Regions from separate parts of the Mus musculus genome. Here region 1 is linked to region 2. A link is a loop called in an ENCODE intact Hi-C map of the cell type or tissue named here. Cell type or tissue: heart. All regions are shown on one strand. Links, peaks and the distances in the headings refer to the core of each region. The heading gives the core; the rest is flanking DNA.

Region 1 (16,089 bases), core at 5,259-13,258, 290 kb after region 2:
ACACACACACACACACACGGTACACAAATATATAGCCTCTTTTGGACTTTCTTCAGGGTGCTATGCCTCAACTTCTCTGCATGACCCCTTTAATCCTGTGCCTCCAACTGCTACTGAGGCTGCATCCATGAACCCTTTATGTCTTTAAAACTAGTACTACCCGGGAAACTCTTTCACTACCAAGTTCAGCTGCCTGTATGGGGTACAATCTTGGCTTCCTATGGAGCACAGCTTCTATGTGCTGACTCTGAGGAAATATTTCCCACATGATTTTTACCTTAATGATGAATCTCTTCCTAATCACCAATTTCTCATCTCCAGCTAACCAGCACCAATTTCTCAGTAACACAAAGGTTTCACTTTAATGATGCTGGTCTCTTCAGCTCTAGCTGACCAGAACCAGATTCTTAATTCAAAATGTGTAACAGCTTGATAGAGTCTTTAAATGACTCTTAAATTTTCCTCTGGATCTTTATAATCCAGGCCTCCACCTGCTGCATTTCTCTTAACATACTTAACTTTCACAGTCCCAGAGAACAGTTTACCAAGGTCTGAACACTCAGTGACTTTTCTAGACCAAAGTTCCAAAGTCCTTCCATGATCCTACCCAGAACAACAGTCAGGTCTGTCACAGGAATGCCCCACAATCCTGGTACCAATATCTTAGTTAGGGTTTTTATTAACATGATGAAACACCATGATCCAAAATAACTTGGGGGGGGAAGAAATTTATTTGGCTTACATTTCCACAACACTATTCATTATTGAATTAAGTTACAACAGGAACTCAACTAGGGCAGGAACTTGGAGCAGGAGCTGCTGCAGAAGCCATAGAGGAGTTCTGCATACTAGCATACTTTTTCTGGCTTGCTCAGCCTGCTTTCTTAGAGAACCCAGGACAACTAGCCTAGTAGTAGAAAGATTGCAAGAGCCAGAGGATCATGGACTTTGCTGTGAGACTGTGTCCCCTAGTAATATCACCAACATAACCTCTCAAATGTAAGCTGAACAAGGGTGATACCAATACATATGCCAAAGTGGATGGGGAAACGCTCAGGAGGTCTTACCACTACACTAATTACTACAAGTAACTAAGGAATGCTGAGAGAGGTAGAAATAGTCTTTCCTAGAAAAGAACACACTAACTATCCAATGGTTAGCCCTGAAAACATACATACAGACTGAGGTTTTATATATATATATATATATATACATACACACACACACATATATCTAAGCAATGAAAATTAATTAAAAAATAGGCTATAAATTTGAAAGAACAATATAATGGAGAATTTAGATGGAGGAAAGGGAAGGAAGAAATGTTGTAACCATATTAGAATCAAAGAAAGTTTAAAAGTAGGTCTTTAAAAAAAAAAGAATATGAACAGGACTGGAGAGATGGCTCAGCAGTTCAGAGCACTGACTGATTTTCCAGAAGTGCTGCGTTCAATTCCCAGCAACCTCACAACCATCTGTAATGGGATTCGATACCCTTCTCTAGTGTGTCTGAAAACAGCTACAGTGCACTCACATATATAAAATAAGTACATAATATCTCTTAAAAAATAAACAACCCAATTTTAAAAGAAGGCTGTGGAAGTGAACAGAGTTCTCATGAGAAGAAATAAAAAAGCTAATAAACACTTTTAAAAGTGTTTAACATTATTAGCAACTAGAGAAATGAAAATGAAAATTACTTTGAGATTCCTTCTCATCCCAATTAGAATGACTATTACCATCAAAATAAGTAAATAAATAAATAAATAAATGGACAATAAGTTCTGGTGAGGATGTGGGAAAAGAGGAACCCTTATTTATGGAGTGTAAACTGGTGAAGCCACTTTGGAAATCAGTGTGGAGGTTTTCACAAAGCTACAAACAGAACTACAATATGAGCCAGGTATGCCACTACTAGATATATGCCTAAAAAACTCCATATTCTACTATGGAGGTTTTGCATATCCATGCCCATTACTGCTTTATTCACAATACCAAAGAAATGGAATTAACCTAGATAGCAATCAAATGATGAATGGATAATGAAAATGTAGTGTGTATATGCAAGGAACTATATGAGCTCTGGACACCCCAAGACCAAATTCTCAGCACAAAGGATCTTTATTTTCCCCAGAAGGACAAAGAGCAGGGAACGAAAGACAAGACAGGAGATAGAGGAGAAGGTAGAAGGGGAAAGAAACATGGGAGAGGTTTAAGATGTATTTGTCCTGGAATTATGGGTGGACAAGGACTGCTGCTGGATAGAGGAGACACATGTGGCACATAGGCAAAGGGCAGTTCATAAAGGTAAAATGGGAAACCCTGTGTTAGGATGAGGTGCTTAATTTTAATTGGGCATGTTAATTAGGTGAGCCAAAGGGGGATTTTGATCGCTGGACTTCAATACTTTGAAGGCTGAACCTTGGTAGTCAGCCTCAGGAAGAGGAAGTGGCCAAATAAGGAAATAGACCTTGATGACTAGCTTTAGGAATGTAAGCTAATAGCTTTTAGTAAGGCAGAGGGAATGGGAGACAAGGGCAAGGCCTGCCAGAGTCATGTTTGCCATGCCAAGGCTGGCCAGAGTCTTTCAATATATACAATGGAATTCAATTTAACTGTAAAGAAAAACAAAACAAAACCATGAAAGTTACAAGTAAATGGATGAAGATGGAACACAGAAAGAGAAATGTCACATGTTCTCTCTTATTTGTGGATCTTAGCTCTGAATCTTTAGGTTTGATTCTGTAACTTGGACTATCTGAGGAAGCCAAAAAATAAACAGAGACCACTGGGGAAGGGGGACAGAAGGAGCTCTAGAAATAGGGATGGCAGAACATAGTGGTAAAGAAAAACTGGAGGGGAGGCTTTCTAGTTGTTAGTTGGGAGGACTCTAAGAGAAGCCCCAAAACAATATAGGCTATTGTCATTGCTCTTGGCTACAGGCCAAATTATGAAGATAACATACTATTGTTGAAGACATCACATGCTTTGGTCATAGAAGTTGAGAGGAATTCAGCTAGTACTAACCTGGAAACCCCCTCCTTGTGGGTTAGCATTCATAGTGTCAGAAGGTGCTATGCAAGCTACCAACAGGGATAAGTTATCAGTTCTACCCAATGTAAAGCCCAAGAACCACAACAATGATGAGACCAGCAAGATGCCTCAATAGTTTAATAGTAGCACTTGTGTCTTAGAGGTAAACAACAGCTGTCTAACTAGATCTAAAATCTGTTCAGTTGAAGGGAATTCATTGCCTTGCCAAGAACCTCTGGCTAAAGAGATAACAGGCCCTACAGGAAGATCTACTACTACCCTACCACTAAAGTAATATAGTTTCCATCTGCCTTCTAAATACCCATCCTTATACCATAGGTAAGTACAGCTCTGATATCTCAAGCTTCTTTGTGCAAGAGACAGAGTCTATTAGAGAGAGCCACAACTAGTCAAAATGTAGAGAATAGGTGGCCATGGGGACCAGACCCAAATGGGAAATCTGTAATAAAGTATATCTAGGACTTAGGAAACATAATGGAAAAGTAGACAGAAAGATTATAAGAGACTAAGGACCAGAATGACTGTTTTGGGATAGTGTCTTCTGGGCAGAACAGGCATTCTGTACCAATGGACACATAAATTTGAGAGGAAATATTTGGGGGTGCATGAGAAAGTCGGAAGGGCAAATAGGGGGTAAAAATGATGCAAATAAAATTTACTCATGTATAAAATCCTCAAATTAAAAAACAACTCAGAAATGTTAAATTTTGTGGTGCATACCTGTTATTTCAGAACTCAAGAGGTAGAGACATGAGGATCAGAAGTTCAAAGTCATCTTTATCATCTACATAATAAGTTGGAAGCCAATATGGGCTACATGCAATCCTGTCTCAAATAAAATAAAACCTCCAAATTCATTCTTTTAAAGAACTACCACAAACAAAACAGGGAAATTTTTGGCAAGCTTATTCACAAATAACTAGCAAAGACACAGGAATTTAAGGGCGTGTAACTACAGACAATTTAAAGATTCATGAAAAAGTAAAACACTGTAGCAAAGCAATTGTTAAAACTAAAAGAGCTTTCCACTGGAAATGTTATCAACACTATCCTAAATCTCACTGGGGACAAATGGAATCATAAGTAAGTCTTGCCTAATTTTTAAATAACAGAGAATTCTATAGAAAAGGATGGAATACTCACCAATTTATATGATAAATTAAACCAAACTTTAATACCAAAACTCACTAATGATGATTAAAAATAAAGCTAGAGAGGTGAATGTGGTGGTGCAATTATGATAGGCTATTTACACAGATGGAAGTCAAGCTAAATAGATCACTCTCTAGATACCATTCAAAATAAATGTCAAGATAAATTAGAGTCAAAAATACTAAATTCTTACAACAAAATCTAGAAGGACATACATATAACCTTGAGGTGTGAAAGACATTTTAACCAACACTGTCAAAACTAAGGATGTGAAAAATTAATATTTGACTATAAAAATTAAGTGTTTTCATAAGTAAGTTATAAAGTAAGGCAAGAGATAGATAATCTTAGGAGAAATTATAATATAAATAAAGGATAATGAATACATGTAATAAGTGTTTTTGCAGCTAAAAAAAATGGAAGACCCCAAAGAAATATGGGTGAAACATAAAAAAAGTAAAGTCTGAAAAATTAACTCTGATAGCCAACACGCATTTTAAAAGATGATGAATCTCATTACAAATAAAATATTACAATTAAAGATACAATATTCTATGCTTATAAGACTGGAAAAAATTAAGCAATAATGTTAGACTTATTCCTGATGCAAATGCAGAGGTAAGTATAATCCCATGCTCTGAAGATCAAAATGCATGAAGAGTCTTGAACGTTCTAAAAATTTAAACTAAAACAGCTGATTGTGGTGGCTCATACCTTTAATCCCAAACTTAGGAAGCAGAGGCAAGTGGATATTTTGGAGTTCTGGGCCATTCTGGTCTTCATAGTGAGTCCCAGGCCAGCCAGAGATATAAAGACAAAACAAAAGAAAAAACTAAAACAGAACTATGTCCTTTGTTCCAGCAAGATACCACCAGATAATCTATTCACTAAAATAACAGTAATGTGTCTGGGATTTTATCTCAATGATAAAGCATTCATAAATAAAACAGGAGACCCGAAGTACCACAAAATGAGTGAATTGGTGAGTTAATGAACACAGTACATAACAATATATGATAAAGACCCTCTCCATTCCAAATGGTAATGAGATGAATGTGTTTATTTTTTTTGTGTAGATGTGTACTTTTGTGTAGAAATAATGTGTGTAACAACAACATTGTAAAAGTTAAAAATTACTGACTGGACCCCTTAGTCTACGCAGTCTAATTGCTTAGAATGTCTTTTCCCTACCACCCTCTCACACACATACACACAAACAAACACACACAGAGTTTTGATTAGTAATTATTAATTTTATAAAAATGGAATATTATACATAATTTATATGCTTTTACACTAAGAAACACCTAGTAGACTTTTCTCCATGTCAGTAGAAACAACCTTAATTCATCATTTGTAATATATGTATGAGTTGGGTCATACAAATAAACACAGTCAAAATCACATCTTCACAATGTTGCACTTGACAGAGGATTTTTACCTTGAGTCTGTATGCAGCACACTGAGCAGATCACTCTGAATATAGTTCCAGGACAATTCCACTGCACCAAGGTAGTATCTTCTGATGGCACTAGAGCAGAAATTGAAAAGGCTCAGAAAGAAGCAAGCGAAGAGTGCTATTTGCATGGCTTTTATTACTAGAAAATGTTCAACTAAAGAAATGAAAATTTAACTCTTCTCTAAAATAACTTTAGCTTTTAAGAACAAAAAGAAAATGTAATGATTTAGTAAAAAGTCCTAAATATTTTGCAGAGCATTTTCTGGAAGTTTATCTACTGTGAGTGAAAGTAGCATTAGCACAAAACAGATCTGAAAGGATTACTTCCTTTTGGGTAGTAGGAAGCAGGCACAGGAAAACTGGAATAGGAAGAGTGGCTGAGCTAAGGCTTAACCCATTTCCTGCTGGGTGCATCCTAACAAGTTTGAATCCTTAAGAAAAGGAACAGAATACTGAGGAGGGGCGTTCAGGTGTATTTAAATTCCTAGCCTATTCTAAAAGACTGTTCCTTGGTACCTGTAGCAAAGAAACTCTAGATAGTGAAGATTCTGGAGTCTGCATGGAATGTAAAAGCTTCCACTTTGGGATTCACCAGATTCCAGCCTACTTTCTCCGCAGAAACTTTCCAGCTGCCCACATGGCCTAGAGATCCAGATAGGATACCTGTACCATATGTTTTATTTGCTGTTGCTTTTTTATTAATGATTACTATGGGAGGCCCCAGGTAGTCATAGGCAGAGCTACTCTTGGACAGGTGTTCTTGAATTGTATAAGAAAATAGGCGGATCAAGACATAATGATCAGTCAGTAAGCAATGTTCCTCCATGATCTCTGATTCAGTTCTGGCACCCAGGTTCCTGCCCTTTTGAGATTCTGTCCTCATTTCCATCAGTGAAATTGATTAGTGAATTGTTTATTACATGGAAGTATAAGTTGAAATAAACCCTGTTGCTTTTGGTCATGGTGTTTTATTACAGCCAGAGAAACTTTAACTAAGACACCCTCCCTCCTCAAAAAGCTGGAAACAAACTTATCATATGACCCAGCTATATCACTCTTGGGCATACATCTAAAAGGATTGTACATTCCACTATAGAGATACTTGTATATCCATATTCATTGCCATTCAATTCATAATTGAATGAAAAAGGAAAGAGCCAACATCCACCAACTGAAGAATGGATAATGAAAATGTGGTACATTCACACAATGGAATATTTATTACTCAGCTGTAAAGAAAAATGAAATTAAATTTGCAGGTAAATGGATAGAGCTGGAAATAATCATTCTCCATAAGGTAACCTAGACCCAGAAAAACAAATGCCTCAGATTCTCTCTCACATGTGAATGCTAACTCTGAATCTTTAGATATCTGTCTTAAATTGGAGTATCCATAGAGATCAGGAAACTAGCAAGGGGCCAACAAGGGAAGGCAGATTTCAAGGGAAATGGGATATACTGCAGTTGATATGAAAAGGGAACAGGAGAAGTTGAAGGGTTACGTGGGGTAAGGATAGGAGGGCAGGAGAGAGAAGTGAGTATGGGTAGTGATTATTAACACTAAAGATACTTGAAAAAAATATGAAAACCTACTACTGTAGAAGCTTTTTAAATAAAATATACATGTATACATATATAAGAATTTAAATGGAGTTACCCCTACATCAGGATGACAATGTCCCTACTAAACACTGCAGGGTAACAAATATAAAGCCCAGTGCCAGGAATGGGTCACCTCTTTTGGAGTTTGTTGGCTCCATAAACCCCCAAACATTATAAGGTACTGCCAATTTTTTGGCAATCTACAGAACTTCATGGTTAAGATCGTATTGCTGATGACACAACATAGTTGAGTCATAAAACATGGGGAAATCAAGCTGGCACTGACAAGATTTCACAGTGCTGGAAGGTTACATGTGTGCTATTTGGGGTGACAAGTTATTGACAGTCTTACAAAGCATCTAAGAACCCTGTGAGGTACTATATAATGACTGATATGTCAAAATAGCCTCATTGCTATGGTAGTGGCATAAATATAGTAGGAGTAACTAATCACTTCATGTTTGTATTTAAGGCCCACTCCACAGGATAGAACCGATACCTGTTAGAAAGCCAAAACCCCATGGCTGCCTAAGTCATAGGGAAGAACTGCTTTCCTAAATGGACACAAAAATAAACTGTCTCCTCCCAATTTTTTTTACTATTATACCGATAAAATAGGGGATCTTTCACTCCTCATCTAAGAATCTTCTTTTTTCTAATAGACTCACAACTAGTATATGTACAGAGGATAAGAGGCAATAAAGTGCTCAATTCTAATTGAGATATTTGTATCACTCCCCTCTCCAGTCCCAAGGGATCGGAAGTCCTGTTTGGCCTCAGGTACTGCGTACACGTGCTGTACTCAAACACATGCAAATACTCATATACACAAAGTTAAAAAAAAAACTTTAAAGCGGAAGAAGCAGCAGTCATAATACAAGTGTACATTATTAAGTGGTTGGAATGCTTTTAAAAAGTGTAAGATGTGTTTTCCTGAACTTAAACAGCCTTGAAATTAATGTCAGAATTAACATAAGTTCATTGTTTACATAAATATGCAAAATCTAAAATAAATTAAAAAAAATAAAGGTGAGATAAACTCTGTCACCACCAAGGCAGAGAAGCTTTCTGCACACGTAGCAAGCATTCATTCCTCTGCGCAAGTGTGGGGCTGCAGCTGAGGTGGTTGTAGCAGCTGCTCCAGGACAGGAAAGATGTCTAATGGGACCAGGCCCCGCTGTCTCCGACTGCCAAGGGACTGGAAATATCTGCCCCCCCACCCCCTGCCGGAAGCCAGCTGCGGATGACTAACGCCTGTTCCTGGTCTCGTGGTCTGAAGCTGTGTCATCGCGATACTAGGGTCCCCCCCCCCCCCGCGCCCCCGAAATGGCCGCTAACAGTCAAGGTAAAGGCGGGAGCACGCGCGCAAGGGCCAGGGGTGGAATCACCTTTGTCGCTTAGAGTGAAGTACTGCTGGTTGCATGCTGAGTCGCTTGCTGGGTTCCTCCCTCCCCAGGGAGCTTCAATAGCACCTGGATAGGGCAGCGCGGAGACTTTTCTGGCGGGTGTTCTGGGATCTGGCCAAGGTCATACTTAAGCTGGCTTTTGAGTTACCCAGGGATGTTATCTCTGCCTAGCTCTTCTAGCCTTTCAGTGCCGCCCCTACCGAGGTGTCCCTAGGGAGATCCAGTTACTGTTCTCAGAAGCGATCTGGCTCCCTGACAGGAGTGTTTTTGTCTCTTACTGCCTCTCAAACACCTACAGTCCTCATTTTCATTGGTACTTTCCTAATTGATTGTTTTGAAAACAGTAGGAGATATAGTCGGCCCACTCAAAATAAAATCCCAGTGGAGCACTTTTTTTCTTTCTTTTTGTCCGTTTTCTTTTCTTTTCTTTAGTTACGTTAAGTCAGTCAATTCATTAAGCTCACAGTCATTACACTTGATGCAATTGCTGAGCAGAATACCTAGAAATTTCTGAGAAATCTTGTCTTACATAATTGTAGTGCTTACAATAATTATCGTTGTTTTCCTGGGCCTATAGACAAGGCTTGTAAATGTTGTTTACCAGTGTTTAATGAGCGGACTCTAATTGTTATCCATCCCATCTCACCCACCATCAACAGATAATTTGGTGTAGTCCAGTCTGGCCTCAAACTCAGCTATCCTTGTGTTTCAGCCTCTAGAGTGCGTGGAACTATACCCAACTAAATCCCACTTTTGACTAGAGCCATACGTTGAATGTATTGTATATGGTTTTTAAATATATATATATGAATATCTAGTGCTTCTAACACTATTGAAAGGACTTGCTTTGTACTGTGGAGTTACCTGAGTACCTTGATAGGAAAATGATATAATAGTATATGTAAATGTATTTCTATACTTCTTATTCAACTAATTTTGTGTATACTTAGGTCAATTCAACATCCTCTCTCTCTCTCTCTCTCTCTCTCTCTCTCTCTCTCTCTCTCTGTTTTTTGAGACAGGGTTTCTTTGTGTAGCCCTGTCTGTCCTGGAACTCAATCTATAGACCAGGCTGGCCTCAAACTAAGAAATCCGCCTGCCTCTGCCGGGCATGCACCACCACTGCCTGGCTTTTTCTTCTTCTTTTTTTTTTTATTAGATATTTTCTTTATTTACATTTAAAATGTTATCCCCTTTCCTGGTTTCCCCTCTGAAAACCCCCTATCCCATCCCCCCTTCCCCTGCTCACCAACCCACCCACTCTCTCTTCCTGGTCCTGGCATTCCCCTACACTGGGGCATCTAGCCCTCACAGGACCAAGGGCCTCTCCTCTCATTGATGACAGACAAGGCCATCCTCTGCTACATATGCAGCTGGAGCCATGTCCCTCCATGTGTACTCTTTGGTTGGTGGTTTAGTCCCTGGGAGTACTGGTTGGTTCATATTGTTGTTCCTCCTATGGGCCTGCAAGCTCCTTCAGCTCCTTCGGTCCTTTCTCTAGCTCTTCCATTGGGGGATCCTGTGCTCAGTCCAATATTTGGTCAAGAGCATCCACCTCTGTATTTGTCAGGCACTGGCAGAGCCTCTCAGGAGACAGTTATATCAGGCTCCTGTCAGCAAGCACTTTTTGGCATCGACAATAATGTCTGGATCAATGCAACATCTTATTGAATACTATAGCCTTTTGAATCTTGAACTTAGCCAGGCAGTGTTGGCACTCACCTTTAATTCCAGCACTGGGGAGGCAGGGGTGGGTGGATCCCTGTGAGCTTGAGACCAGTCTGGTTAATTCTGGGGCTCCACAGAGAAACTTTGTTTCACTGCTCCCAGCCCCAAAAACCTTTAATTTAGGTGGCTCTAAATTATACTGTAGTTTTGAAAGTTTGAACACTCTTAAACTTTCTTCCTAAGTTTTTTTTGTTTTTGTTTTTGTTTTTTTGTTTTTTTGGGTTTTTTTTTTTTTGCCGTTTATCATATAGAAGATTGACTTTTCTCATATGGTCTGTTTTCAGTGGGACTTTGATATTCCCATCCCAGTAAGAATTGGAATATATATTCTCTCTTCTTTAATCTGGATGGGAACTACTCTAGGCCAGTTTAGTGGTAGCAAAATTCAATAGCTTCTGAGGCCAGAACTTAAAATGATGACAGTTTTTTCTAGGTCCTTGACCTTTCCTTCACTTGAGACAGTCACCTCTTAAACTTAGCTTCAATGGTATTAAGGAAGTCCACTCTAGCCTCTGAGAAAAATAGTCTGTATATGCAACTGTAGACTTTTTAGATTATTATTTATTATTATATTATTCCAGACCCTGCCCTGTAAGTTTTCTAGCTGAAGCCTCAGATATCACAAAATGACAGAGAAGCCTTAATGGTGTGATTGAATTCCACATGCACAGAACCAACCAGAGATAATAGACAAAATAACTTTGTTTCATGATGTTTGAGCAATTTGTTGTACAGCTATTATAACTTCAACACTATTTTTGGTTCTTTGCCTGTCTATATACATTTTAAAATCCCTTAACCCAGTGGTTTTCAACCTTCCTAATGCTATGCCCCTTTAATGCAGTTTATCATGTTGTAGAAACACCAAGCATAGAATTGTTTTGTTGCTACTTCATAATTGTAATTTTGCTACTATTATAAATTGTAATGTACATATCTGATATGCAGGGTAGCTGATGTTTAACCCCAAAGGAGTCTGGATACACATGTTGAGAACCACTGCCTTAACCTGTAAAGGACATTTTGGTTTTGCTAAGGATTATATAATAATGAGAATGAACATCTTAATATTGAAACTCAGGTAGGAATCTAGCTCACAGGCTTAGCTTTTTAATCCCCTTAAATTTAGGAGGGGAGTGCTCTATAGTTTATCATTTTTTTCTTTTGCCTGCTAATATTTAGAAAGCACCTGCTTAATTTTATATATATATAAAGTTTTACAAGATAATTTAGGTATTGTTTTGTACAATAGCATTCATTTAGATAGCAGCCTGGATATTCATTCAAGTACTCTTCATTCCCTTGTTCATTTCTAGAGTTCTACTTAGCATTTCTTGGTTGAGTTACATCAGTTTGCCTCTTGAATGTTATTTCTCTCTTATTCTGGTAATCTTCTTGGACTCCAATTATATATGTGTGAAATATTCTGAAAATTTTTGCTTTGTTTAATTTTATAAAAATTATTTATTTATGTATTTATTTATTTAATAATGTATATGAGTACACTGTAGTTGTGTTCAGACACACCAGAAGAGGGCATCAGATCCCATTACAGATGGTTGTGAGCCACCATGTGGTTTCTAGGAATTGAATTCAGGACTTCTAGAAGAACAGCCAGTGCTCTTAACTGCTGAGCCATCTCTCCAGCCCCTCATGTAATTTCTTGATCATTTCTGATTCTGCCTCTATTTTCTATTCTTTTTTTAAAATGACAATTCTTGGGTTTTTCTTTTGTTTGTAAACAGTCTTACATGCTGAGTTTTTAACATTTGTTATCTTAATGCAGTATGTTTCCAAGGAAGAAGGATTGGACATAGTAGGTAAATCCAAGATGATCTTTGTTCAAACCAGGCATTATACTTTTTTTTCCCCTTTGGTTTTTTGAGACAGGGTTTCTCTGTGTAGCCCTGGCTATCCTGGAACTTACTCTGTAGACCAGGCTGGCCTCGAACTCAGAAATCCACCTGCCTCTGCCTCCCAAGTGCTGGAATTAAAGGCTGCACCACTACTGCGCCACCACTGCCTGGGACATTATACATTTTGTTAGCTTGTTTCCCATTCCAAAGCTTTGTTTCCTGATTACAAAATGGGATTAATAAGTAGTACCTATCTTTTCCTGTGCATTTAATTAAATAGTTTGTTACTAAGTACATTGTCTAGTAAAAAGCACCCGGTCAAATATTGTTTACTTATTCATTGGAGATCTATATAATACAGAAAATTGGTTTGTAGGTGGCTCCTAAAGAGGGGAATTTAAAAATACATATTTAGAATGCTTTTATTCCATAGCACTGTTTTTCCCTATGTCAGTTCAATTGTTTTTAAATTTGAGAGGAAAAACAATAGCAGACTAAGCCTAAGTTTTCAAGGTGCTACAATACATATATTCAAATTTATTTATTTTAGTCAGAATTTCTAAAATTCCAATCCAGAATTTCAGAGATATTTTACTATTTAAAATAGTTACCTGTCTGCTTTAAAAATCTCTTAATCTTGTTAGGAATAGTGGAAAACTATTATGAAAGTAAATATTTTCTTATTTTCTTAGTTCTTTTTTTAGTTTTTTATTTGCATATACTAATCATACACCATGATGGATTTTATTATGATTTTTATACATTTATACAATGTGTTTTAATCATATTTACTTTTGTCCTTCCCTATTCCTTCTGATCCCCTTCAATTGTTGTCTTGTCTTCACTATACTTTTTTTTGATGACCCATTGAGTTTCATTAGGCTTATTTATAGGAACATGTGTGAGAGATTGTTTACTAGCCCATAGGCACCTTACCATACCACTGAAGAAAATGTCTACTCCTTTGGCAGTAACCAGTAACTACATATCTTCATTCTTTTATAGGAAACTTTGATGGAAAATTTGAAGCACTGGATCTTGCAGAATTAACTAAAAAACAACCATGGTGGCGTAAGCTGTTTGGGCAGGAATCTGGGCCATCAGCTGAAAAATATAGTGTAGCAACCCAGCTGGTAATTGGGGGTGTTACTGGATGGTAAGTAGTGTTAAAGATTTGTAGTTTTTTGTGCCTGATTTAGTAGCATAGTTATAGAAACTGTCTACTCTAATTAATGAAAACACACTGACTTTACTGAAATTGTTCAATATGTAGTGGACCATCAAATTAAAGTACTATTTGATATTTATGCATGTACTGTCAGGTCCAAAAGAAACTTCACCCCCCCCCAAAAGACACTCCAAATATCCAGAAATAAGCTCAACCTGGACTATAAGAGGATTTCTGGTGGTTAGATGAAAAGTCAACATTCCTTAAGAACTTTTGAAAGATTCTCTTCTGTCAAAAGGAGTCATTCCCTTATCTCTGGAAAAAGAGATATATGGCTCTCCAATTAACACATATCAGCATATTAAGGTCCATGCTAGTTTTCAGGCTCCCTAAAGTCCCTATTCACAAGTACTTGTTATACATTTCAAAGCCCTAGCATTGGACTTTCTCTCCTCACAGCTACTCACACTTCATATAACCTGGCTATTCTCTCCTAAGATGCCCATGTCCAGACTGCTGACTATGTGTAATTTACTCCTCTTTCTGCTCTGGACTCTTCCAGATACCTCTGGCTGCTCTCTCTCTCATATCTACAATAAAAATCACCCCCTTAACTGTACCATGGAATGTCTGGTGCCAAAAACCTTGCATATAGGCAGGCACTATTTAAAGCTTATATATAGGTATCTCATCTCCTTCTTAAAATGACTTGGTAATTGTAATATCTATGTCCATTTTGTAGAAATTGAGGCTCAGAAAGTTTATCTAGATTCTAGGTCAAGGCAACATAGTAAGTGGTAGATTAAGATGTTAACCATTTATATTAGCTGTGCCAGATGTTAATGTTGCAGTTTTCATTTGTTGATGTGTATAAAATGTTTAGAGCCAATTCAGTGAGTGAGTAATGAATTCATCAATCTCAGAAAGTCCGTTTGAAAAATGTTATTGTAATGCAAATACACAGAACAGCTATCTATAAGGAATAGTTGGAGAACAAATTCCCATATAACAACCACTGAGGCTAAAAAATATGGCTAGTGTCCCCCAGAACTCTAAAAGTTGTTGGGGAGTTGCTTCTTTACTTAATTTTAATAATTTAGTGCAGTCAATTTGGTTTTGAACTTTGGATAAACACAATCACTATGAATTCTTTTGATTATTGCTTCTTTGTTGTTGTTTTGTTTTTCTGAGACAGGATTTATTTGTAGTTCTGGGTGTCCTAGAACTCATACTATATAACAGGTTGGCCTCAAACTCACAGAGACCCACCCACCTCTGCTTCCCGAGTGCTGGGATTAAAGACATACACTAGCACTGCCTGGCTTGATTCTTGCTTTTAAAAATGTTTTCTGTATTCAACCATATCATATGAAGCTCTAGCTTCTTCATTGTCATTTGTATTTAGAATTCCACTGTACTAATATACCATAGGATATTTTCCCAGTTGACCATTTTCAATTTTTAAATAATGTAGACAATGATGATATGAAATTATTATGCAAATTTCCTATTGTGAATGGGTACATTACTTCCTTGGTGTCTGTACCTAGTAGTCACTAAATTATTGGGTGTATACGTCTTTACCTTCATGAGATAGTGTCAGGCTGATGCCTAAAAGTGGTTACATTGCCACCAAGGACCAAGTGTTTCTGTTACACTACATCCTTGACCATATTTGTTGTTGCCATACTGGTAATTTCTTGCTAGCCTTTACAAGTAGTGTTTTTCTCATTGAGATTTTGTTTGCATTTTTTCCAAGTAGGGGTAAAAACTGAAGGCTTTTATATGTATTTATTTACTACTTAGACTTGTCTTTTATTAAATTCCATGTTTTCCCCCTCTGAAATTGTCATTTTTTGTAGTATTCATTTTTAAGAGTTTTGAGTGTGTGTGTGTGTATGTTGTGTGTGTATGTTGGTTTTGTTTTGTTTAGTTTTGTTTTGCAATGGAGTCTTTGGCTCAGCAATGAAGAAACTTAGCAGGGCCAGGCCTGGCAAACATGGTAATGCCCTCTTCCTTCTCCCATGTAAACCATAGATTACATCCTTAGTGCTAGCCATCAAGGTCTCTTCCCTTATTTGGACATGTTCTTATGCTAGACGCATTCCTCAGGGATGCAATCTATGTGAGAGGGAAGGGGAAAGGGCAAGATGCTGCCAGTACCATGTTTGGTAGGCCTGAGTCTGAGAAGTCCCTTCAAGCATGGTTCAGAACTTGTGATCCTCCTATCTCTGTGTCCCAAGTGCTGTTGTATACACAGATATTTATATTATGACTCATAACAGTAGCAAAATGACAGTTATGAAGTATCAATGAAAATAATGTTATAGTTGGGGGTCAGCACAACATGAGGAGCTGTAGTAAAGGGTCGCAGCATTAGGAAGGCTGAGAGCCACTGCGTTAGGATGATTCCTAGAACTCAGAGCTGTTTTACTCACAGTTACAACTTCATAACAAAATCAGGCAAGAAAAGATACACACAGGACAGCAGCCAGAAGAAACACATAAATGGATTTTCTACTTGTCTTTTATAGAGTCTTCTATATAAAGTGGATTTCTTGTATATAACTTATAGATAGATTTTACTTTTTTAAAGCACCCAGTTTTATATGGATTTGACCTTTAGTCCTCATGCTTACACAGTAAGTACTTTGTTCACTACAC
Region 2 (16,089 bases), core at 5,209-13,208:
GGTATACCAAGAGTACAAAGCAGAGAATGAGGATCTGTCATAAAGCTGGACTCCAGCTGCTGCCAACTCATGTCATTGCAACCATCTGTTCTCTTCACTGATTTCTGTGTCTCACACTAAACCTATATAATTAGCCAAACACAATTCTTATGGAAAAATCTAGATAAGAGAATGTTAAATATCTTTATTTAGCTTTCCTACTTCTCCAAATATACAAGGAAAATATAAGTTGAGACACACAAAATACTCCTCTTGCTACTAACTACACAAAATCATTATACACAAAATAAACTTACTATAGAAACAACATATTCACACAAAGCAATGCCATTATCCTTCCTACAAACTAAGAAAATATCTCTAAAACAAAATAGCAATGGTTTCATTGAATTGTACAATTATTCCATGTAGTCATGTCTGTGGGATAATTATTCCTCTCCTAGTTCAGGTATCATCCCAAATCAATAAACTACAAGCTAAAGAAAAACTTATAAAGGCAAGCTTTATGAATTTTTACTTGACATGTACAAAATATAGACAAAAGGAAGACAGGAAAAGTTAAGTAGGGGAAGAACACAATGGCAATAATTATGTGACTGCTCATGAGACTATGATTGGTATGTCTCAGTTCTATCCTATATTTGCTTTCTAGCCAGGACATTAACTGTACTGGCTGATTTTGTGTGTCAACTTGACACAGCTGGAGTTATCACAGAGAAAGGAGTCTCCCTTGAGGAAATGCCTCCATGAGACCCAGCTGTAAGGCATTTTCTCAATTAGTGATCAAGGGGGTGGAGCTTGTGGGTGGTACCATCCCTGGGCTGGTAGTCTTGGGTTCTATAAGAAAGCAAACTGAGCAAGCCAGGGGAAGCAAGCCAATAAGAAACATCCCTCCATGGCCTCTGCATCAGCTCCTGCTTCCTGACCTGCTTGAGTTCCAGTCCTGACTAAATTTGGTGATGAACAGCAACATGGAAGTGTAAGCCGAATAAACCCTTTCCTCCCCAACTTGCTTCTTGGTCATGATGTTTGTGTAAGAATAGAAACTCTGACTAAGACATCAACTAATCAAAATTCTTTTCATAGTGCAGTGGTTCTCAACTTTCCAAATGCTGTGCCCCTTTAATACAGTTCCCTATGTTGTAGTGATCCCCAGTCATAAAATTATTTTCATTGCTACTTCATAACTGTAACTTTGCTGGTCTTGTGAATTCTAATGCAAATATCTTATATGCAAGATACCTGATATACGACCTACAATGAGGTTGTAACTGCTTTGAGAATTTGACAGAGTTCTCAGTTGTGACCAAATTGAGAACTGCTGGCCTAGTGAGTGAAAACAAAAACAAAAAGCAAAAACCTTTCTTTCTGGCAAGTCTAGATCCCCAGTAGTTTTGCCTAGACATATCACTGTGAGGAGATGCTCCAGAGGATGCTGTGGATTAAAAAACATAGTGCCTCTTATCTCCTTGCTTAAATACAACCTTTGATTAAAAACATTCCACTTAGTAATCATGTAAGTCATACAGCCAGTTCAGTGGGATCCATTGTTGTGAAATTTCCTGGGATAAAGAATGTCAAATGGCCAGGTGGCAGCCTCTGTTTTCAATGTGTGTTTTAACACACAATGTCTCATCCTTGGAAAAGCATTTGTCCCACTGGGAACCAAGAATTTTAACCAGAAGATCTCAAAGTTCTGGTTATAAGAAGAAGCACTTAGAGAGTGGTTTGTTATGTGTGATCATAAAAGGAACTGTTACAAACTACAGCTCTTAATTCCAGACTCCTATCAAACCTGACCTTGGGGAAGCAGTGTTGTGCCATGGTCACTTGATAAAAGTATTATAATGATTTCCTCAGTGAGAAGTGCTGATTCTTGATGTATTGGAAATATGAATAGATAGATGATCTAGTAAGTGGGAGAGCCAACTGAAATGTGGATTTAAAAATAAATCCATAGCCCACCATGAGGACATACATCTTTAATCCCAGCACTTGGGAGGCAGAGGCAGGAGGATCTTTGTGAATTTGAGGCCATGCAGGTTTACAGAGCAAGTTTCAGGACAGCCAGGGCTACACAGAGACACCCTATCCTGAAAAAAAAAAAAACAACCTATCAATCAATAAATAAATAAAATAAATTTTAAAATAGAAAATAAATTATGAAAAAGTATCTATCCAACTGAAAATGAGTTGCTGCCCTTCTAATGGATGTAGTTCAATTTCTTCTGTGAGGTGCTTGGTTGGTCCCTCCAGAGAATGCAGCTACATTAGGAAACTCATTGTTGGTGTGTGTTGTGGAATATTGAACAATGAGCATTTACTGTGAACATATCAACAGTTTTTAGGAATCTCATTATTTATGGCTGATTCTCAACCTTTTTCATGACTCTGTAAGAAAGAGCAGTCTAGCCTTGGGGGAAAGGAAATAAATATAGGAAGTAGGTTTTTGGAACCTAACTTCACTTTGTTGTCTCACCATTTACTGTTTACTTAAGTTAGATATAGTAAAACTGGATAAGATAGCAATGTGTTCATCCCCAGATTTAGTTTTGTAGTTTATTCAGTATTTTAAATCTTATAACTAGAAGAATTTGTAGAAATTAATGATCATAGTTACAAAGGAGTTTCTTTGTTAATTATGTCAAGAAATAAGTATGATTCAGTGGTTAAAAGTATGTCCTGCTCTTACAGAGGAACTTAGTTTCCTTCCTAGCACCCACAATCATATAGCTCACAACTACCTTTAACTCTAGTTCCAGGGCATCTAATATCTTGAGCCTCCATTGGCACCTACACTCATACTCATATGCCATATCTTTTAATGGTCATGAGAAATGTGCATCTGACTCATTTACTATGAGAAGAGGGAATACTATAAAAAGAAAATCGCCATTGAATTTTTTCAGAATTAAAATTGGAAAATCCAAATCATAAGCAGACTTAGAGAAAGAATTACATATCTATATGAAGGCCAATAATAAGATTGGAAGGTCTGTTGCCTTTCTGTCTCCTACCTCCTGCTCATCATGAAGCATGAGACTTAAAAGTCCGTTTAGATAGGCTAACTCACTCATATGTAAGCATCTACAAAATGCTTCTTTTTAAGCGAAGGCTATCTCCAAATTTCCATCTTAAGTTTGAAACTTGGGTTTTTCTTATTTTGTTTATATGACATTTTGTTTATTATCACAAATGTCTCATGGAAAAAGTCCTGACATCATAGTCACTATTGATATACTTAAAAGTCACAACCAGATCAAATATATCTCAATTCATTTTATGAAGCTACTGTTACTCTGATACTAAGATCAGAAAAAGGTTTTGAAAAAGAAATGAAAATTGCAAACCAATATGGCTCATGAATGTATATACAAAAATCCTAAGAAAAGTAGGAACAGAAGTAAAAAAAAAAAACACAAAATAATTCTATACTGTGATAAAGTGGGCTTTATTTAAAGATGAGAGGCATATTCAGTAATCAAATACCAATAAACACAATTTTCCTAGACTGATAGGCAAAAGTAGAAAAGCCATATCCTAATATCAATTAATGCAAAACAAGCATCTGACAGAACCTATTCATGACAAAAATTCACAGTAAACAGAGGGAGAAAGTCTTTAACTTGTTAAAGCATATCTACAAAGACCTATGACTAACACTATACTTGATGAAAAACTGGATATTTAATTCTAGTCAGGACGCAGAGGCAAGAGAACCTCTGTGAGTTTGCCAGCCAGTATACTCTACATATTGAGTTCCAGGACAGCCAGGGAGACTCTGTCTCAAAAAAAAAAAAAAAAAAAAAAGAAAAAAAAGAAAAGAAAAGAAAACACAATGGGATGGAGAGATGGCTCAGCAGTTAATATTCCCAGCACCCACATGGCAGCTCATAACCATCTGTCACTATCCTTCTAGGGGATCCGACTCCCTCACACAGGCATACATGCAGTCAAAATGCATAAAATAAAAATAAATAAATTTTAAAAATGAAAACACACACAGGGAGAAGTGATTTAGCACTTGCTGATTTAGACTAGGTTTCAATTGCCAGCTCCCACATCATAACTACCAATCATCTGTATCTTTAGTTGCAAGGGAGCTGATGCACTCTTCTGATTTTTTGACAGCATTGAGCAGTCATGTGGTACACAAAAACACATATGTATTGTGATAGTTTATATATGCTCGACCCAGGGAGTGGCACTATTAGAGGGTGTGGCCTTATTGGAGTGGGTGTGTCACTGGGGCGTGAGCTTTAAGACCCTCATCCTAGCTGCCTGGAAGTCAGTATTCTGCTAGCAGCCTTCAGACGAAGATGTAGAACTCTCAGCTCCTCCTGCACCAAGCCTGCCTGAATGCTGCCATACTCCCACCTTGATGATATTGGACTGAACCTCTGAATCTGTAAACCATCCCCAAATATATGTTGTCCTTATAAGCGTTGCCTTGGTCATGGTATCTGTTCACATCAGTAAAACCCTAAGACATGTAAAATAAATAAATCTTTAAAAATTAAAAATTAAAAAAAAAAGTTCATTCTGAGTTTGAGGCCAGCCTGGTCTACAGAGTGAGTTCCAGGACAGCCAGGGCTACACAGAGAAACCCTGTCTCGAAAAACCAAACCAAACCAAACCAAAACAAAACAAAGAACCATGATCCAATAAATCCTTACTTGTATCCTAGGCTGGCCTGATATTCACTACGTAGCCCATACTAGCCTTGAACTCATGTCAATTTTCCTGTCTCAGCCTCCCACATGTCAGAAATAGGCATGACGCACCATTGCCTGGCTCCCTTCACAGTCTTTTGTCAGAGTACATAATTTGAAAATATTTCTCCCAGTCTGTAGCATATTTTATTGTACTCTTAACAATGTGTTTTGTAGAGCAAAAGGCTTAAATTTTAATCAAGTCCAGTTTATTATTAGTCTATTTGTTTGTTTTTGGGGATTTTGTTTGTTTTGTTTTGTTTTGTGATTTTTTTTTTTTGAGAGAAGCTTTCTCTATGTAGCCCCTGGTTGTCCTGGAACTCTCATTGTAGACCATGTTGGATTTGAACACATAGAGATCCATCTGTCTCTGCCTACCAAGTGTTGGGATTAAAGGGTTGTGCTGCCACACCTGACCATAGCTTTACATTTTACTTGTTTTTTATAATTTTTATAAATTTTAAAGATTCATTTATTTTATAAATATAAGTATAGTGTCCCTGTCTTTAGACACACCGGAATTGAGTCCCACTACAGATGGTTGTGAGCCATCATGTGGTTGCTGGGAATTGAAATAAGGTCCTCTGGAAGAGCAATCAATGTTCTTAACTGCTGAGCCACCTCTCCAGCCCCCGTTTGTTTGTTTGTTTGTTTGTTTTGTTTCTTTTTGTTGTTGTTTTTGTTTGGGTGTTTTGTTTTGTTTTGTTGAGATGGTTTTTCTGTCTGTCCCTGGCTGTCTTGGAACTCACTCTGTAGACCAGGCTAGCCTCAAACTCAGAAATCCACCTGCCTCTGCCTCCCAAGTGCTGGGATTAAAGGTGTGCACCACCACTGCCCAGCTTGCTGGTTTGTTTGTTTGGTATTTTGTTGTTGTTTGTTTGCTTGTTTGTTTTGGGGTTTTTTTGGATCATGTTTTTATTGTACTACACTTTTTCTTTTCTTTTCTTTTTCTTTCTTTCTTTTTTTTTTTCTGGAGACAGGGTTTCTCTGTGTAGCCCTGGCTGTCCTGGAACTCATTCTGTAGACCAGGCTGGCCTCGAACTCATAAATCCACCTGCCTCTGCCTCCCAAGTGTACTACACTTTTAACATTATTAAAAGCTTACTATAAACTTTATTCATATTATGATTGTATCAGGAGACCACACAGTAACTAACCTATACTTCCTAGGTGTAGACTTGTGTAAATGCATTCTGCGAAGTTTGTCTAACAGCAAAAAGAAATTGCCGCATCAGTAAGTGATGATACATGATAACATCTCTAGCTAGTAAATGATTTAGTACCAGAAGGAGTCATCCAAGTTCAGTGATGATTTCTCAAATAACTGTGGGAATATTGTTTTGGAAACTGGCCAGATTGTGGTGAAAATAGTGTATAGAAATATAGTCTGGAATCAAAATCTAAAAGTATATATGTCTTAGTCAGAGTTTCTATTCCTGCACAGACATCATGACCAAAAAGCAAGTTGGGGAGGAAAGGGTTTATTCAGCTTACACTTCCATGTTGCTGTTCATCACCAAAGGAAGTCAGGACTGGAACTCAAGCAGGGCAGGAAGCAGGAGCTGATGCAGAAACCATGGAGGGATGTTACTGGCCTGCTCAGCTTGCTTTCTTATAGAACCAAAGACTACTAACCCAGGGATGGCACCACCCACAATTGGTCCTCCCACCCTTGATCACTAATTGAGAAAATGCCTTACAGCAGGATCTCATGGAGGCATTTCCTCAAGGGAGGCTCCTTTCTCTGTGATAATTCCAGCTTGTGTCAAGTTGACACATAAAACAATGTACTAGCCAGTACAATATACTAACAAAACACATACTTTTTGTTTTAGTTTGTTTTGTTTTCTTTTTTTGTTTGTTTTTTGTTGTTGTTGTTTTTGGTTTTGGGTTTTTTTGTTTGTTTGGTTTTTGTTTTTTTTCGAGAAAGGGTTTCTCTGTATAGCCCTGGCTGTCCTGGAACTCACTTTGTAGACCAGGCTGGCCTTGAACTCAGAAATCCGCCTGCCTCTGCCTCCCGAGTGCTGGGATTAAAGGGGTGTGCCACCACGCCCCGCTCAAATCAGGATTTTTGTATGTAGTCCTGGCTGTCCTGGAACTAGCTCTATAGACCAGTCTGGCCTTGAACTCAAGCTCTGCCTGCCTTTTGGATTAAAGGCATTCATCACTAAACTAGGCTAAAACACTTTCTTAAATCAATGCTTATTGCTGGGCAGTGGTGACACATGCCTTTAATCCCATATATATGGGATTATATATATATATGTATATATATATATATATATATATATAGTAGAATTTTATTCAGCCTTAAGGAAGGATGAAATGGAATTGAGCCATTAGCAGGAAAATTGATGAAACTAGAGAGCATCAGGTGTTAAGATACTTTTCTTGGCACACAGATAGGATGAGGGTCCATGACTAGCAACAAAAGTGTTAAATTTCCAAGATGGCTTGTTTTCTTCCTCACACTCCTGATTTGAGACAAAGGCCTAGCAGTATAAAACAAAAGCCCTGTAAGCCTTTGTCTTCCACCTGTGAGACCCTGCTGGTGAACTAGCTCAACAAATTCAAGGCTGGTTCAGGGCTTGCTACAAAACAGTAGGCTAATCAACCACTCTATCTTTCTTCAAACTGACCAACCCTAAATTAGGAGAGGGAAACTTCAGAGACTTAAATCCCTAATCTTTGAGAAGAGACTGGATTTTTTGTTTTCCTGTGCAGAGACACACATTTACAAACTCTTAAGATTGTTTTCAAACACATTTTTTTTTCTCCTGCAGCTTCTAGGTTTTTAAATTGTGTCCTGGGGCAAAGCAGAGGTTAACTCTTGGCTTAAGAAAATCTGTCTGAGGGGAATGAACTTTTCTTTCTTTGCTCTCATCCATCACTCACTCACTCACTCACTCACTCACTCACTCACACTTCACTGTTGAACCTTATCATCAACCCTTAAAAAGTATTTTAAGCATAAACAGGACCTAAGTTTAATGATACTTTCAGGCTGCTTATTAAGACAATCTAGGGAAAGTAGAAAAAGTTGGGACTTCAGGAAGCTACTGGAGAAATAGAGACATTATAATGATGGTTAGAGAAGTAAGAGTGAAGAAAAATCCACGGGTTCTGGAACTCTCCGAAAGCAAAATCTCTCCAAAAAGATTTGAGCATAGAGATACAGGACAAAGATGAAGGCACTGGACAAATGGCAAATGAGTACTTCAGATTTACTCACCCTATTAATTATCACTGGAGCATTATAAAATAACATTTAATTCTAAGGGTCTTATCTGTTAATAGTCAATTCTGATCATTACCACTATTAGCAAAATGAATTCCATAAAGACATAAAAACCCATTGTAAGTCATAGTAAAAAAGAAAAAAAAAACAGAAAAAAAAACTGAAAAAATCTGATTTTAGCATTGTAGATCAGAAGAAAAAGAATACTATTTTTTTTTTTTTTGTCAGCAACAACTAACTGGAAAACTATTGGCAAATGATTCCATCTACAATGAAGATAACTAATGATCTATCAAATTCACTAGATATGGGTTATGAATCCAGAAAGCCAAAAGAATCTACAGAGGTAGAATAGGAAACAGGGTGAAGGAGGATATTCCAGAGATCTTATCTCAAAGGCAGTAGCTCGGATTAACAGCCAGAAGACTCTACCCGACAAAAGTCAGGGCTCAATCCTAGAGCTGTTACTTTCTGGCTGTTACATTATCTCAGCCACTAGAGCTCTGCACTTGATGTCCAGGCTGTGGAATTCGAACTTAAGTGTACAGGTTAAGTGTGAAACACACTGGAAAAAAACTTCATACAGAAAAAAGCAAAACATTACACACTGCTGCATATTGCTTCCGTATTAAAATAACATGCCAGATCCGCAGGGTTATGTAAAATTAACTACCAGAATCACTTTCAACCTTTTTAGTTTGATGTAGCTGCTAGAAAATTTAAAAGTTTACACGAGGCTTGCACTCAATTCCTATTGGCCAATACAGCCATAACTTAATAGGAATTTCAAGGAGTAAACAGCTTTCACTTTGACACTGTGTACCTCAATGTCTTTTTCAATTGAAACTGACATGATAGCAAGCAAAAAAATGTCTGTTTGAGTTAAAACCAGCTATTTATAGCGCGCTAAGAAGGATGTCCAAGTGCTGAAGCTGAAGCTAGACTGGAGGAGGGTACAGTACAGCCCACCCGCTGTAGTCTGTTACTGCAGAAGCCTGGCCAAGGTTCCAAGGCGCTCTGCCAAGGGTTGGCAGTGTGGGGTTGGGGTGGGGAGGAGTGAGGGGGAGCTTCCAGGCGCATGTGCGGTCACACCTCCGTGGCCGAATCAGCCAATGGGATTGAGTAGACAGTCCGCGGGTTCGTAGAGATTCCTGCCCCCGTACCCCGTCCTGTCCTCCTCCTCCTCCTCCTCTTCTCTACGTCCCTTTTTTATATCAGCAAGCTAGGGGCGGTGCAACGGTGGGCGGGTCCTAATGACGTGCCCGGACGGGTCTCACACCATAGGAGTCTACAGTTCTTAGTTTGTGGCGGCTTGGGCGGGACGCACGCGGTGCAGTTCAAGATGGCGGATGCAGAAGGTAAGAGGTTCTGGTGGCAGTGCCATGAGACCTGTGGGGCCTCCTACACGACCCGGAGCTAGTTATAGTGAGATTGCATCGTGACCCGCGGTTCCCCGTGTTCCCGCTCGCAGTTTGGCTGTCTCACCACTCGGCTCTGGCTCTACCTGTGAATGCACGCATTCGTGACCAGTGACTAGGCTTCATTAGATCCTGGCTTCGTGCAAAAGATTCTACCAGGGTCCCCTCCCAAAGGCATCAGCCGTGGAGGCGACTGTGTCGTGATAAGGAGACGCGGTAGCATTTCTGCTGGCACTAGGCAGGACATTATGGAAATGAGGGTAGCAAAGGTGCAGAGCAAGGGTTAGGAAGGAAAGGAACAGAGGAGTTGGAAGCAAGTGTAACTCAGACCTACAAGAAAAACTTTAAGAGATCACAAGCCCCTATGGACAGTGCAGTGTTCGTTTGTGAAACTTTCCAGCCTGTGGACAAGTGCTTCCCTAAGTAATATTTGGCCTTGCCACAGCCACGTGGAGAACCCGAAGGGAAGCCAACACGTGCTAGAGTCATTTACCAGCCAAGCCATCCTAGTGTTTGGCCTCACAAACGTAAGTTCTCTCCAGTAATGTCAGACTTTAAAATGTTTTCTTTGTCCCGATTTTAGAGTTAATTTTAAACTTTGGTTTTAGTTTTCAAAATCTTCAAATATTGAGTTTGTTTCTTGTAGTAATTACATTCCCAAAGAAGCATAAGAAGAAAAAAGACCGGAAGCCATTACAAGAAGATGATGTTGCCGTGAGTAGAAATTTACTTTGCTTCGACTGATTGAGATAATTTAGTAAACAGCACATTAAAGGGGGAAAGTGCTTTTAAATATTCTCAATCAATATGCTAGTACTTAGTGGTCATTATGTAGAACGGGCAAAAACCTGAAATCATACAACTCCCAGAGAAATTTTCTAACATGCATGGCATGCTAAATGGTGAGCTATTGACCCTGAATTTCTCTGCCTTACTCCATCAGCAGACCCATGGTTTTGTTAAAATATTTGGATTCAACTTGATCTTCCTAAAGTTGAGTGACCTGGGTTTCAGAAATCACACCCCTCCTTTCCTCTTGTTTAAAAGGCATGCACTTCCAAAATTAAGCTGAGAAATGTTTCTGCTCTATTGAAGGAAATACAACATGCTGAAGAATTTCTTATCAAACCAGAATCTAAAGTGGCTCAATTAGACACTTCTCAGTGGCCCTTGTTACTAAAGGTATGTTTTCTGTGTATCAGATGGATGCTTGAATTCCATATTATTTCTAGTTAATGCTTACTGCTGGGGTGTTGTGTTGCATGCTCTTTATTCCAGTGGGCCAGGCAAGCCTAGTTTACATAAAGAGACCCTGTCTCAAAAAAGGAATGCTCACTGCCAGCATAGTTTACATTTAGAAAACTTTAAATGATGTAGCATGGAATATAGTATGTCACCAAAATGTCAATTGCTGTTAGGTTTTAGACAATTGCACTTTTGAAATCAACTCCTGTAGACTGTTTCAGTGCCTAAGAACATGGGGTTTTGAAGCCAGACGCCTTTGAAATAAGAGTATATGTGATCCTAGGCCACTTTTTTTTTTAACAATTATTTCTTTTATGTGAGTATATTGTAACTGTCTTCAGACACACCAGAAGAGGAGGGCATTGGATCCCATTACAGATGGTTGTGAGCCACCATGTGGTTGCTGGGAATTGAACTCGGGACCTCTGGAAGAACAGTCAGTACTCTTAACTGTTGAGCCATCTCCCCAGCCATGGGCCAGTCTTTTAACCTCACTGAATCTATTAATTGCTCATGATTATTTTCTCTTAGGATGATGTGCAGGGAGTTATAGGAGGTATTCTATGAAGCATGCTTAGTTTACGGTTGCATGTCATAGAAATTATAGGTTATTATTTAGGGATTTAATTAGTGATATTGAGTAACCCATTGAACTAAAATTTATAATTTTCACAAAGTGGATACCAGCTATAAAGTTAAGACATCTAGCAAAGAAGATTTTAAAATATAAATTTAATATAAATTTTTATTTCATCGATTACAGTGTGTGGGTGGGATGTTGGGGGTGCATGCTCCACATGGCATACGTGTAGAAGTCAAAAGATAACTTGCAAAGTTTGTTCTCAAGTGTCGTGAGTTACTAGTATTGCAGTTTTCCCTAGTATGTAGGAAGGCTTAGTAGTGTGTCATTAATAATGGGAACAACATACATTTATGGGCTTGAAGGGCTACAGTGGTTGGTGGTGTTATTTACTGACTCTTGTTTTACTTCTATTGATATGTTATTAAACTTATGTTATTGCTTTCTAGAATTTTGATAAGCTAAATGTAAGGACAGCACACTATACACCTCTTCCTTGTGGTTCAAATCCTCTGAAGAGGGAGATTGGGGACTATATCAGGTAGGCATGCTCTGTCCAAACTTAAAGTCTTTTGAAACTGATGCTCTCACTGAATTTATTTGTTATTCAAGGGAGTAGTAGTGGCAGCTTAGAACAGCTTTGTCCTGAATATATAACCTAAATATGTGATTTGCTTTTCTTTTTATGTCTTCATGCTATTTTTTTTAGACAAGAACAGGAGGTGATTACCTTTTTTTCTTCTATTTTAGGACCGGTTTCATTAATCTTGACAAGCCCTCTAACCCCTCTTCCCATGAGGTGGTAGCCTGGATCCGACGAATACTTCGGGTAGAGAAGACTGGCCACAGTGGCACACTAGATCCCAAAGTGACTGGTTGTTTAATTGTGTGCATTGAACGAGCCACTCGTTTGGTGAAATCACAACAGAGTGCAGGTTTGTAAAAGAGAGAGTAGGGGGCTATACTTGTTTCTGTTCTTGTTTCACTTCTACATTTTGGCTCTTAGAAACTATTTCTTTAGAAAAAATCTTAAAGCACGAGTGTGAATTGGTTTCTGTTGTTCTCTGCCAAAATCTGGTGGTTCTTTAAGAGTTTGAGACACTAAGCATGTGGATATTGAATCAACTGTCCTGTTCCTAGCGCTGCGGCAGGTCACTTGTATGCTTGCTGGTTCTGCTCTTTATTGTGTTCTTGGTTTTGCAGACAGGGTTTCTCTGTGTAGCCCTGGCTGTCTTGGAACTCACTCTGTAGACCAGGTTAGCCTCGAGGATTCACCTGCCTCTGCTTCCCAAGCGCTGGGATTAAAGGCGTGCGCTACCACCACCTGCCATGTTTACTGCTTCTTAACTCAGGTCATGTTTCTAATGTTTCTATCTCAAGTCTCCTTTCCCCATTTTCACCCAAGAAAATTCTGCTTAAAGTACAAGGTATTTTCCTGTTAGACTCTACAGTAGGTATTCCCTCTGTGTCTGCCATCACATTGAGCATTAAAATGTGTGTGTGAACGTGAGCGAGCTTTTTCCATCCTTTCCTTCCTTCCTTTCTTTTATTTTTTTTCCTTGGGCGGGGGGGTTTGAGACAGGGTTTCTCTGTGTAGCCCTGACTGTCCTGGAACTCACTCTGTAGACCAGGCTGGCCTCGAACTCAGAAATCCACCTGCCTCTACCTCCCAAGTGCTGGGATTAAAGGCGTGCGCCACCACTGTCTGACCATTCTTTCATTTTTGAGACAAGGCTTTTCTGTGTAGCTCATGTTGCTGTGGAAATCTCAATTATCCCATCTCAGCCTCTAAACTTCTGGGTTTAGGTTATAGCCATGGCGTGGGCTATTCCTGACCCAAGAAAATTTGTCTTTATTTCTTTTCTCTATCTACAACATTAAGTCTGTCAGTACAGATTTTACTGAAACAGACGTTGGATTCCCTACTGCTTCTGCCACTTCACGTGGCAGTGATAGAACATTTGTAAAACAGAAAACTCAGTGGCCACACCTGACTACTCTTTTGTCATTTTTTCAGGCAAAGAGTATGTTGGAATTGTCCGGCTGCACAATGCTATTGAAGGGGGTACTCAGCTTTCTAGGGTAAGTCTATAACTTGTAGGGAGCATACCTTTGATTTGGGTCTCTGAACTCCAGGAAAGTTCTCCTGGCTAGTGTCTCTTGTGCTCTTTGAATGGGCTGTCCTAGATTCCTGGGTGATGAATGACTGGTGCTAGGGATGCCTTCTAGCCATGCTTTTTCTGTGAAGGACATTCTGATTAGTGCTGAGCTATCCCTTCGTAGTTGAAAAAGAAGAAACTGAACTAATTTTATGAAAGAAAACTTTGTATTTGAATTATGTTCTTAAACTCCCTAAATATGCCCCTTTGTCTTATTTTAAAATGAGCCCACATAATTTTTTGTTTGTGCTTTGTTCTTAGGCCCTAGAAACTCTGACAGGTGCCCTGTTTCAGCGACCCCCACTTATTGCTGCAGTAAAGAGGCAGCTTCGAGTGAGGACTATCTACGAGAGCAAAATGATAGAATATGATCCTGAGAGAAGATTAGGTGAGTTGTTAGATATATATCAAGCTGAATTGCTTTAGATCCACAAGCAGGTGGGGGGGGGATAATATATTATCAGGGATTCTCTTGTTAGTAGTAGAAACTTTTGAGTACATTGTGTAGTCATACTCTATTCCCTATGTCTGTTCCCTATGTCTTTCTGTTAGTTTGTTTTAGATTAGGTCTCTCCATTAAGTAGCTCTGGTTGTTATGGAAATTGCTGTTTGCAATTCAAGCTGTCCTTGAACTCAATAGAGATCCACCTGTCTCCGCCTCTTGAGATTAAAATCAGCCTCCATCACGCCCAAGGTTTGAAAAGAAAATCATGTGTTTACTTCTCTCTCTCTCTCTCTCTCTCTCTCTCTCTCTCTCTCTCTCTCTCTCTCTCTGTCTCTGTCTCTGTCTCTCTCTGTGTGTGTGGTGTTTGTCTTAGGAATCTTTTGGGTAAGCTGTGAAGCTGGCACCTACATTCGGACACTATGCGTACACCTTGGCTTGTTACTGGGAGTTGGTGGTCAGATGCAGGAACTTCGGAGGGTGCGTTCTGGAGTCATGAGTGAAAAGGTATGCAGTTGTGGGACTAGAAGTTTGGGATTTGGGTTTTGTGGGGATTTTTGATGTTTTTTCTTGTGTTGTTTGTTTGTTTTATTGTTTGAGACAGAGTTTCTATGTGTAGCCCTCTCTGTCCTGGAACTCCCTCTATAAACCAGACTGGCCTCCAACTCATAGATTTACTTGCTTCTATCTCCCTGGTACTAGCATTAAAGGTGTGCGCCACTACCGCTGGACTTGGGGCTAGAGGGCTTTAGAAATCATACATAGAACTCTGTCTGCTTTCCATCTTAGGAAAGATTTCATATTGTTTAGTTCAGTTCAGGGCAGCTTTCATGTTCTGTGAATTAAACTTCGGGACATTGAAATTGGCAAAGAGGGCGCTGGGGAGATGGCTCAGCAGTTAAGAGCACCAAACTGCTCTTCTAGAGGTTCTGAGTTCAAATTCCAGCAACCACATGGTGGCTTACAACCATCTGTAATGGGATCAGATGCCCTCTTCTGGTTTGTCTGAAGACAGCTGCAGTGTATTCATATACATAAAATAGATAAAGTCTTTAAAAAAAATAAATAAGAAATTGGCAAAGAAATGATTGGGTAGCCGGGCAGTGGTGGCACACGCCTTTAATCCCAGCACTTGGGAGGCAGAGGCAGGTGGAGGCCACCTGGTCTACAGAGTAAGTTCCTTGATAGCCAGGGCTACACAGAGAAACCCTGTCTCAGGAAAAAAATAAGGAAGAGAAAGGGAGGGAGGGAGGGAGGGAAAGGAAGGAAGGAAGGAAGGAAGGAAGGAAGGAAGGATGGATGGATGGATGGATTGGGTAGAGAGTATTATTCATACATTTCTTTCCTATTCTACCTATGCCAGTCTTGCTTAGATCTTGAGAGTGTTAATGCAGCTTTAGAGCATTTGGCAACCATTTGTAAACACCTGGGTTCCATCCCAAGCAGTACAAAAAAAAAAAAAAAGGATTGACTGCTTAGATCTAATTTGTCAACATGTACAGATATTTTATGGAGATTCTAAAGACTTATGATGAGCCTGGACTAAAAGACAATTTATAGTTATATTCAGTTGTAAAAAGTTTAGGAGTCAGCAAGGCGTGGTGGCCTTTAGTCCCAGCACTGGGAGGCAGAGGCAGGCAGATTTCTGAGTTCGAGGCCAGCCTGGTCTAGAGAGTGAGTTTCAGGACAGCCAGGGCTATACAGAGAAACCCTGTCTGGGGGGGAAAAAAAAGCTTAGGAGGAGTCTGATGGACAGAAGAAGATATACAGTATGAAGTCTCAGAGTTTAATATCTTACTGCCTTTCAGGACCACATGGTGACAATGCATGATGTACTCGATGCTCAGTGGCTGTATGATAACCATAAGGATGAGAGTTACTTGCGGCGTGTTGTTTACCCTTTGGAAAAGCTGTTGACATCTCATAAACGTCTGGTTATGAAAGATAGTGCAGTAAGTTATGGGGTAAAAGTCAATGTTTTCAGAGCACGTGTCTCCAAAGATGAGATGCTAGCATTGTAAAATCATATTTATCGTATTTTTATTTTCCTTGTGGTTATTCTCCTCCCCCTCTCCTCCCCCTCTCCTCCCCCAAGTGATATCTAGAATTTGCCCTCTTTTAATTTGTTTCTTCTGGCTGTGCCTAAAATAATCTTGATTTATTTAAGTTACTATAACAAATTGTTTCAATAGGTAAAGGTTGGGCCTGGAGCATTTCAGAGATGTTATTTACTCTGTAAGGATTTCAATGAAATGCTGCTTTCTTCTGTTGAAGCACATTATCAGGCCTGGTATA

The links. A loop is a pair of places that touch in the nucleus more often than their neighbours do. Peaks named below come from ENCODE experiments on the same cell type or tissue, not always from the same donor. Only the 100,000 strongest peaks of a DNase experiment are listed, where the experiment ranks them.
Region 1: it touches region 2 in a loop (4-fold over the local background); 1 of 42 quality-filtered maps calls a loop at or near these places.

Annotation. Positions count from the first base shown.
Region 1 is chrX:75,373,840-75,389,928 of GRCm38, forward strand. F8 (coagulation factor VIII) reads right to left here and starts at 6,202. Exons shown (of 26, transcript NM_007977.2): 1 at 5,648-6,202. The coding sequence starts at 5,793. Fundc2 (FUN14 domain containing 2) reads left to right here and starts at 8,560. Exons shown (of 5, transcript NM_026126.4): 1 at 8,560-8,612; 2 at 13,263-13,413. The coding sequence starts at 8,594. In heart, for the core only: no CTCF peak of the experiment used is centred there; a DNase peak (open chromatin) is centred at 8,502; H3K4me3 peaks cover 1,614 bases; H3K27ac peaks cover 1,528 bases.
Region 2 is chrX:75,086,820-75,102,908 of GRCm38, forward strand. It overlaps Dkc1 (dyskeratosis congenita 1, dyskerin), which reads left to right and starts at 9,035. Exons shown (of 15, transcript NM_001030307.2): 1 at 9,035-9,308; 2 at 10,015-10,082; 3 at 10,464-10,550; 4 at 11,643-11,734; 5 at 11,944-12,128; 6 at 13,211-13,275; 7 at 13,614-13,740; 8 at 14,171-14,301; 9 at 15,603-15,746. The coding sequence starts at 9,293. It overlaps Gm25520 (a small nucleolar RNA gene), which reads left to right and starts at 14,590; the gene lies at 14,590-14,707. In heart, for the core only: no CTCF peak of the experiment used is centred there; a DNase peak (open chromatin) is centred at 9,042; H3K4me3 peaks cover 2,814 bases; H3K27ac peaks cover 1,334 bases.